Linked DNA regions of Mus musculus: region 2 is linked to region 1. Evidence: chromatin contacts called from ENCODE Hi-C or POLR2A ChIA-PET data. All regions are on one chromosome and are shown on one strand. Each heading gives the region's core, a stretch centred on a gene start or an enhancer-like site at or near the end of the contact. The rest is flanking DNA. Distances are from core to core; before and after follow the strand shown. Region 1 holds the start of Elk4 (ELK4, member of ETS oncogene family). Region 2 holds the start of Cdk18 (cyclin-dependent kinase 18).

Region 1 (3,897 bases), core at 691-3,190:
AGTTCCAGGCCAGCTAGGGCTACATGAAATACTAGAGACCCTACCCCAGCCCCAAGTACAGGAACCAAGTAGAAGTGAAACTGTCCTATAACCCAGGCTCTCCTGAGATGAAGCAGGGAGGGCTGTGGGTATGAAGCCCGGGCTACTGACCAACAAAGAGGGAACAAGACAGACAGATTCCATATAGGTACAAAAACAGAGACACTGTCTAAGTACTAACAATTACAGCTTCAAAAGGTTTTTTAGAAGCATAATGGAGGCAGACTTAAATGGACCCAAATCATCGTTGACAGATTAAATGCTGGAAAAGGTTTAACACTCAAAGACTAATCTCTAAGCTACAATGAAACGGGGCTTTAGGAGCTGGAGAGCAGCTCGGTGGCAAAGTGCTTTGTCTTGTCTAGCATGCCTGAGAACACAGGTTAGATGACCAGCACTGCACCTAGGTAGAGAAAATTGCTTTCTCGAAGAAGTGCAATGGAAAAAGAAGAGAACAGGGGCGCCTGGAGTGCAGACCAGCTGATGAACACCTGATGCAGACCCCAGTTTTGATACATAGCACAAGAAGGAAGGAGAGGAGGCTGAAAGCAACGGTGAGAGCCACAAGAGGATATTAAATGTATACTTTTTTTTTACCTTTTTGTGCTGGTGACTGAAGAGTACATCCCCTGCCTCAAATATATAATGGTGTCCCAAAAGTTAAGACAATATTTCCCCCCCAAAAATGTAACAAACTCCACGTAAGCAGTTTCCATTTTAAAATAAAACCAAAGATCAAAGAACAAAGAGTTCCTACAAGGAAAAGTTGAATCATACTCTTTTAAAAACACCACTCCTAGCCGGAAATACAGAAGCCCCACGTTCTGTGCATGGGGGGGAAGAGAGAAGAGCTCTGACCTTAGAACGGCAGCCATTCTACTGAAAGACTCTTACTTAAATGACCTAACCTTCACATTGCAAGGGCTCGAGAAAATGCCAACCGTGTCTTCTGAGTTCACCCAACAAATTCCCCCTTATTTCCTTGCCGATGCCCGTTAAAACTCCTCCCCTCAAAGATGTTTCCAATGCTTTTCCGAGGAAAAGCTTGCCACAGCTGTACAGGAAGCGAGGAGGACTGATGAAAAGTAGAGAAAGAAAAACCTGTGGCCGGATGGACAGCGAGCTTGGGGAAGGGAAGAATGCGGCGTGAGGCCGCGCGCCCCGAGATCAAAGTGCGGGGAGACGCAGACCTCCGGCCCGTGGGCGAGCCAAGAAAGCACTTTCACTTTCCAACTTCCTGCCACTCCGGCAAGTTAAAACCGTTCCCCTCTGCCCCACCCAGGCAACAAAAAACCGCTGCCACCTTCCGCCCAAGGGACTTCTCACGACCCACCGAGGTGCGGGCAAGGCGGAGGGGGCGCTCCGGCGAGCACCTGAGCTCCACCGAGCTGCTCCCCCAAGGAGAGCGCGCCAGCGGGCCCCGCCCACCCACCAGGTCCCACCCTCCCGCCACCAAGCTCCGCCCCTCCCTCCGCCCGGTGCACTTCCTGCCGCGCCCGCAACCTCCGCCCGGCCCGCGCGGAAACCTGGCTGAGGGGCGGTGGTGCGAGACCCCGACGGGGCGTGGGCGTGCTGCTCACCAGGCAGGGCACGGGACTCCTCGGCCTTGAACGCGGTGCGAGACTCTGTCGCCCACCGCTCCTCACACTCGGACCTCAAAGACCGCGCGGCGAACAGTGGCGACCCCCGCGCCGGGGCCCGAGAAAGCGGCGGCCGAGCCGAGCCAGCCGCGTGCCCGCAGCCGCCCGCATCTCCCGCTGCCGCAGGTCTCGAGCCCCGCCCTCGCACACGCGGCCGGGACGGCGAAGTGGCTATAGTTAAGCTGCCACTCGCCGTGCGTGCGCTCGACGTTCTTCACTACGGCCGCCGTCTCCCGTCGTTCCGCGGCCTCCGCCACTCTCAAACCCCCCCCCCCCGGCACTGCCGGGGCCCTTCCTCGACGCCGAAGCAGCGCGAGCGTCACTTCCGGGGGAGGGGCCGGGCCCCAAAGCCAGTGTTTTGTTTCTGGCCCGGGGCTCCCGTACGTACCCTGTTAGTCCGTCCCGTGCACTCGCTCCGGGGACTCCTGCTCTGCCGGACATTCGTACTTCCTCGCAGGCCCAAAGTCCTGCTTAGGGCTCTCGGGGTAGCAATCTGGGCCCAGGGCTGTGGCGGCGGAGCTGACGTGTGAGGACGACGCCCACTGGTTTACATTGCGAGCTACCACCACCACTTGATCAGAATCATTGACGAATGGTCTCTCTAGAATGGGAAAAGCTTTCCCCCTTACCAACTTAGCTTGGTCCAGAGCTTTAACTTTCTTTCTTTCTTTTCTTTTTTCTTTTTCTTTCTTTTTTTTTTTTTTTTTGGTTTAGAAACAGTATTTTAACACGTAGCTCTAGCTGTTCTGAACTCATAGGAGATCCTTCTGCTTCAACTCCTGGCCCCAAGTGGTGGGATTACAGATATTTACAGATGTGCACCACCACGTCCAGTCTAAGTGACTTTACTTAAGAATCCGAAACACCCAATTCATTGCCTGTAAAGTCACTGTGAAAACCTAATTTTCAAAACTTGCAACATCCAAAGAAGGGATGCAGAAATCAACACCCAATTCCAAGGTTCACAAGTGTTCGCAGCTGAGGCAATTGAGCGTTCCATTTTGTCTCCCTGCCCCACTAAACGAATGAGTGTGTTGTTTGTTTACTTAGGCTTTTTGAGACAGTTTCTGTACTTAAAGCTCTCATGGGATTGACTGTGCCACTCAATTTGGGGTTGGACTCTCAGCAACCCTGTCTCAGTATCAACATTATGAGGATGTTAAGCGTAAGCTGGTTCTTACAAATGTGATTTGTGTTTGGAAGCAAGGTCTCATGAAGTCCGAGCTGAGGTTGACTTTGAACTCCTGATCCTGTTTCCTCCACCTCCCAAGTGATGAATTTACAGGCTTTTAACACCAAGCTCAGTTTCATATATATATAGCTATAGATATCTATATAGATATATAGATACAGATATCTATATATATAATTTTTTCTTTGATAATTTCATACATGCATACAATATATTTTAAACATAGTCCCCCTCCCTCACCTTTCTGACTCCTCCCAGATCCCCCTATGTGCCCTCTTTTTCATTGTTTCTTAACCCAGTGAGTCCAGTTAGTATTGCCCATATATGCCTGGATGTGAGACAGTCCACTAGTCCACTAGATCGTGGTCAGGGACCCACCTCTAAAGAAAACTGACTCATTCTGGCACCCATCAAAGGCCAATAGCTCTTCAGCTAGGGGCGGGGCGTCTATGCTCTGTTCACAATGGAATGTCAACTGCTTGCTCTTGTACAGATCTTTAACAGGCAACCATGGCTTCTGTAAATGCATGAGTGTAGTGGTCATGCCCAGAAGAGTCCAGTCACCCCAGACTTCTGGCTCTTAAAAATCCTTCCACCACCTCCTTCTCCTCCTCCTCAGTGTTCCCTGAACCTTGGGTGGTGGTGACATGCTATAAATATTCAACTTATGGTTGAGCACTTCACAGACATTGATTCTTTGCACTTGGACCAGATGTGACTCTGTATTATCTGGCGTCCAAGGCAAAAAGGAGCTTCTCTAGAGAGCACTGAGAGTTGCACTAATCTATTGGTGTGATAACTATTTCAGGGCAGTCTGATGCTATGTCCATTTAACACAATAATAGTAGAATTACTTATGAGCTATGAGCTCCCCAGCAGCTGGATCTTGGCCAGTTATCCTGTAGAGTAGAATTTCAGCCCAACCAGGAAACAGTTGGTTGCTTCCATAATTTTCATGGCACTATTGTACTTGCCAAGCCAGTTGTTACTGTGGCTCATGGAGTTCACATCTGGGTGTTACTTCCC
Region 2 (3,739 bases), core at 251-2,750, 130 kb before region 1:
TAGAGAGCATGTCTCACTCCGTGGCTGGCCTAGAATTCATTGGGGAAACCAGGCTGATCTTGAACTTATAGTGATCCTCCTGCCTCTTCCTCCTGAGTGCAGGCCCTCCCCACCACGCCTAAGCCTAGGTTTTCCTAGTTACTCATGGAACAGGACAGGTATCCTCTGTCCCAAATCCAGAGGCTTGGCTGTAGGCACTCTTTGCAGCCCTTCAGCTTGTAGCAGCCACAGCTGCATAAAACACTCATTCCCAGAAAAATCTCCATGCCCTGGTAGGGAAGGTAGCAAAGAGCTGGTAGGCCCTTGTGGGATGTCAGCCACCCATAAGTCACTCTCATGTGGCTGTGACCTCAGGACTCTGTCTTTTAGAAGAAAACTGTCCTCTTTCCAACACCACATTCTCCTCAAAGCAGCCTTCTCAAGGGCACCCAGATTGCAGAAGCTATGTGCCATATCTGCTAAAAGAACAGAGGGCAAGGACCTCTTTGATGTAGTCCCGGCAGAGCACCGGAAGCAAGGATAAAAAGGCCCCAGCATAAGAAGGCTGACCCTCAGCCCACCCCAGCGTTTTTGTGGCGTGCTTTAAACAAACAAAAGGTTTATTTATATTTAGCTTGTGTGCACGCGCGAATTTCGCCCACAGCTGTGTGTATCTAACACATATGTTCTTGGCACCATGGATCAGAAGGTGTCAGATTCCCTAGAACTGGAGCTATAGACAGTTGTGAGCAGTCATGCGGGTGCTGGAAACGGAACCGGGGTCCTCTGCAAGAGCAGTAACTGCTCAGGACTGCTTAACCATCTCTCCAGCGCCCCTGGTGGTGGTTTTTGACCCCTGACGTTAGACAGTGTGGGAGAATGATGTTTGACCTGGGTTCTAAGCCTTGTAGGACTTTGGGCTTCTTCAGTCTCCTTTCTGAGACTTAGTTTCCCCTTGTGTAAACCGAGACCTGACTTAGCATTGCCTATCTGCAAAGCTTCTTAGTTGATTCACTTGGCCAAAAAGGACAGAGTTGTTCCTCTTCATAGTGGAAGAGGGATGCTATGTGGGAAGGAACTCTTCCTCCAGGCCATGGAGAGGCAGAGATGGGGGAAGGGATCAGGGAGATATTATCAGGTAAGTGACAATTTCACACTCCATAAAAGAGAGGAGAATAGGCGAGGCCCTGTGCCCTGAGATCGCACATTAGCTCTTAGGTGCTAGGCGCTGCCCCCACTACCCTCCCCCCACCCCCCGAAATTGGCACTCAGCAGGTTGGGTAGAGACAGAGACCTGTCCGGTGTGGTCCAGGCTAAAGGGCCTCACCCTGTACTTAGTTTAGGGCCAGCTTATGAGGGGAACAGGAAGAAGCACAGGCCTTAGTTCCCAGAGTGGGAGAAAGGGGTGGCCCTGGGACAGAGGGAGAGCAAGGGATTGGCAGTGACTGTGGGCAGGGCCGGTCCGGACAAAGGCGGAGTCAACTTGTACACGTGAAAAACTCTGGCTGGGGCCCGGCTTTTGCCTTCCTCCTCCTCTTACCCACCTTCCTGCACCCCTCCCTTCTCCCTTCTCCCGCAGCTCAGGTTACAGCTTCTTTGGGGGGAAAACCGCTCACCTTTCCAGGGCCAGGAAGAGCCAGGGTCCCGAGTAGGGACCCCGGCGGGGCGCGGGGCAGGGCACCTAAGCCTGGCAGCGCGGCCGCGGAGGGCGGGAGCCGGCTCGCCACGACCGGGACACGCGCAGAGTCCGCCGCGGCGGCCAGAGAGGGGCACCGCGCCGGGCAAGCTGAGCAAAGGTAAGCCGGGCGGTCCTTAAAGGGGCCGACTGCCTTTGCGCTGGAGATTTGGGCAGAATTCCCCAGCTGCCATAGGCGATGGGCGCTCGGCAGGCGCGCTTGCGTTTTATTTTTTTATTATTTATTTATTTTTTTGGTGTGTGTGTGGGGTGAAGGATGCCCTGGGAAAGCCACTCCCAAGTTCCAGGTGCTGAGGCAGAACGCGTGCCCCGCGGGGACTCTGGATCCCGGACTCCCTTTGGCCCTGACCTCCGTCGGAACCCTACAAACGCAAAAGTTCCCCTCCCAGGCACAAGCCAGACGCTAAGTGCTTTCCTTATGGGAAGGACAAGGGTCAGGAGTCCCGATAACGAAGGGATTCAGGAGAGTGTAGGGCCAGATTGCCACCTCGAAGAGCTTTCTGGGCTTTCGTGAACTTTCCAGCCCCACAGGCCATGGGTGGTAGGCCAGAGACCTGGGGAAAACTGAGGACAGGTGAAGCCCCGAGCGCTGGCTGCGTGGTGAGGAGAGTCGCTAGGGAACGTGTCTCTTCTCTTGGGCTAAGTCCAGAGAAGCAATGATCCTCCCCTCCTGTGGACAGCGGTTGATAGCGTGTGGGAAAGGAGGGTGGGTGGCTCGCTCTTCAAACGCATGGCTTGACTGCTCTGTTTGGAGGTCACAAACAGGACTCTGAAAATGGGGTGGGTCAGAGGCTCTGTTCCACGCGGTTGGGGGACAGGCCCCTGATGGCCTTGGGGTTGTTTTCCCTGTACTGAGGGGTCAGCACCCCTCTAGGCTCCAGCGGCCTCATATATTTCTCTTAAGCTTTCCCAGGAGCAGGGGTAGAATTGTGGGATAGGGGCAGTCCTCAGAACCTTCTGAGTTCTGGCTGCTGCCATCTGCCCCTCTTTGTCATCCCAGCTCGGCCTTGAGCAATCTTCCCCAGCCTACCCAGCTGTGTTGTGTGGCCTGGGCCCCGTGGGTCGCAAAGCCCCCACCCTATCAGATGTGAGATTCAATGGAGGCACATAGCCCACAGTGAGGCGGGGTAGGTGGGGATCCAAATCCTTGTGTCTCAAGAACGCATGTCTTTGTCATGCCTTGGGCCTGGGATAGCTTCTGGGGTGTGGCCAACAGGCAGCTATGCCTGTGGACTTGGGCTGCATCGGAGGCTCCCTCTGCCCCAGCTCCTGTCTCCAATCTCTGCAATGTGCCAAGCAAGGTGTCATAATAATGTTATGATAGTTCATGAGTGTTATGATCACTAATGCACTAGCCAAGGAACAGACTGGGGGAGGGGTGGGTGAGAGTGATGTAACGGGTTCAATCCGGTCTACATCTATCTGACCCCAAGCCCGGTCCCAACTCCTGCTCTTCCTGGGCTGGAATTCCCAGGGAGGACAGGGGTAGTTCTCTAAGTAATCAGGCTCCCCAGGCAGACCCAGGCTTTACCAGAGGGACAATAATCTGAGAAACAAGTGGATTCCTAGTCTGGGATTGTTCGGGGAGGGGATAGCTGCCCTGAGATCCAGAGGGAATGGGATTGTGTTTCTCTCCAAACCCTGTGTTCTCTGTCAGTTAATTGATCCTGCTCCCAGGGGAAGAGGCCGCTCTTCATAGGGAAAAAGCCTGGCTTGGGTCTTCTGACTCCTACCTCACTCTAGCCTTCTCTTCTGCCCCTCCTCCTCTTCCTCTTCCTCTTTCTCCTCCTCTCCCTTCTCTTCCTCCTCTCCCTCCTCCTCCTCCTCCTCTTCCTCCTCCTCCTCCTCCTCCTCCTCCTCCTCGTCTTCTTCCTCCTCCTCTCCTGATTCCATCTTTCCTTCTCTGAGTTTGGGACCTGAAGATGAGAAAGGATGGTCAAATCTAAGCCATTTCTAGAATCCTCCTATTGATTTTGTGGCTCCCAGCAAACTCTCGAACTTGCTCAGTGTTCTGTTTGGAGAGGGGCTCCTGGTAGGGAGGGCTGTTATTGTATAACACATGGA

Evidence for each region. A loop is a pair of places that touch in the nucleus more often than their neighbours do. ChIA-PET counts read pairs that join two places held with the same protein, here RNA polymerase II (POLR2A).
Region 2: POLR2A ChIA-PET joins it to region 1 with 48 read pairs in Patski. The contact joins the promoter of Cdk18 here to the promoter of Elk4 in region 1. A Hi-C loop is called at or near these places in 6 of 37 maps with a recorded cell type or tissue (Patski, T-helper 17 cell, T-helper 2 cell and 1 more). POLR2A ChIA-PET finds 5 or more read pairs at or near these places in 4 of 5 experiments (Patski and embryonic stem cell).

What each region holds. Positions count from the first base shown.
Region 1 is chr1:132,005,663-132,009,559 of GRCm38, reverse strand. It overlaps Elk4 (ELK4, member of ETS oncogene family), which reads right to left and starts at 1,940. Exons shown (of 5, transcript NM_007923.3): 1 at 1,620-1,940.
Region 2 is chr1:132,137,446-132,141,184 of GRCm38, reverse strand. It overlaps Cdk18 (cyclin-dependent kinase 18), which reads left to right and starts at 1,500. Exons shown (of 16, transcript NM_008795.2): 1 at 1,500-1,775.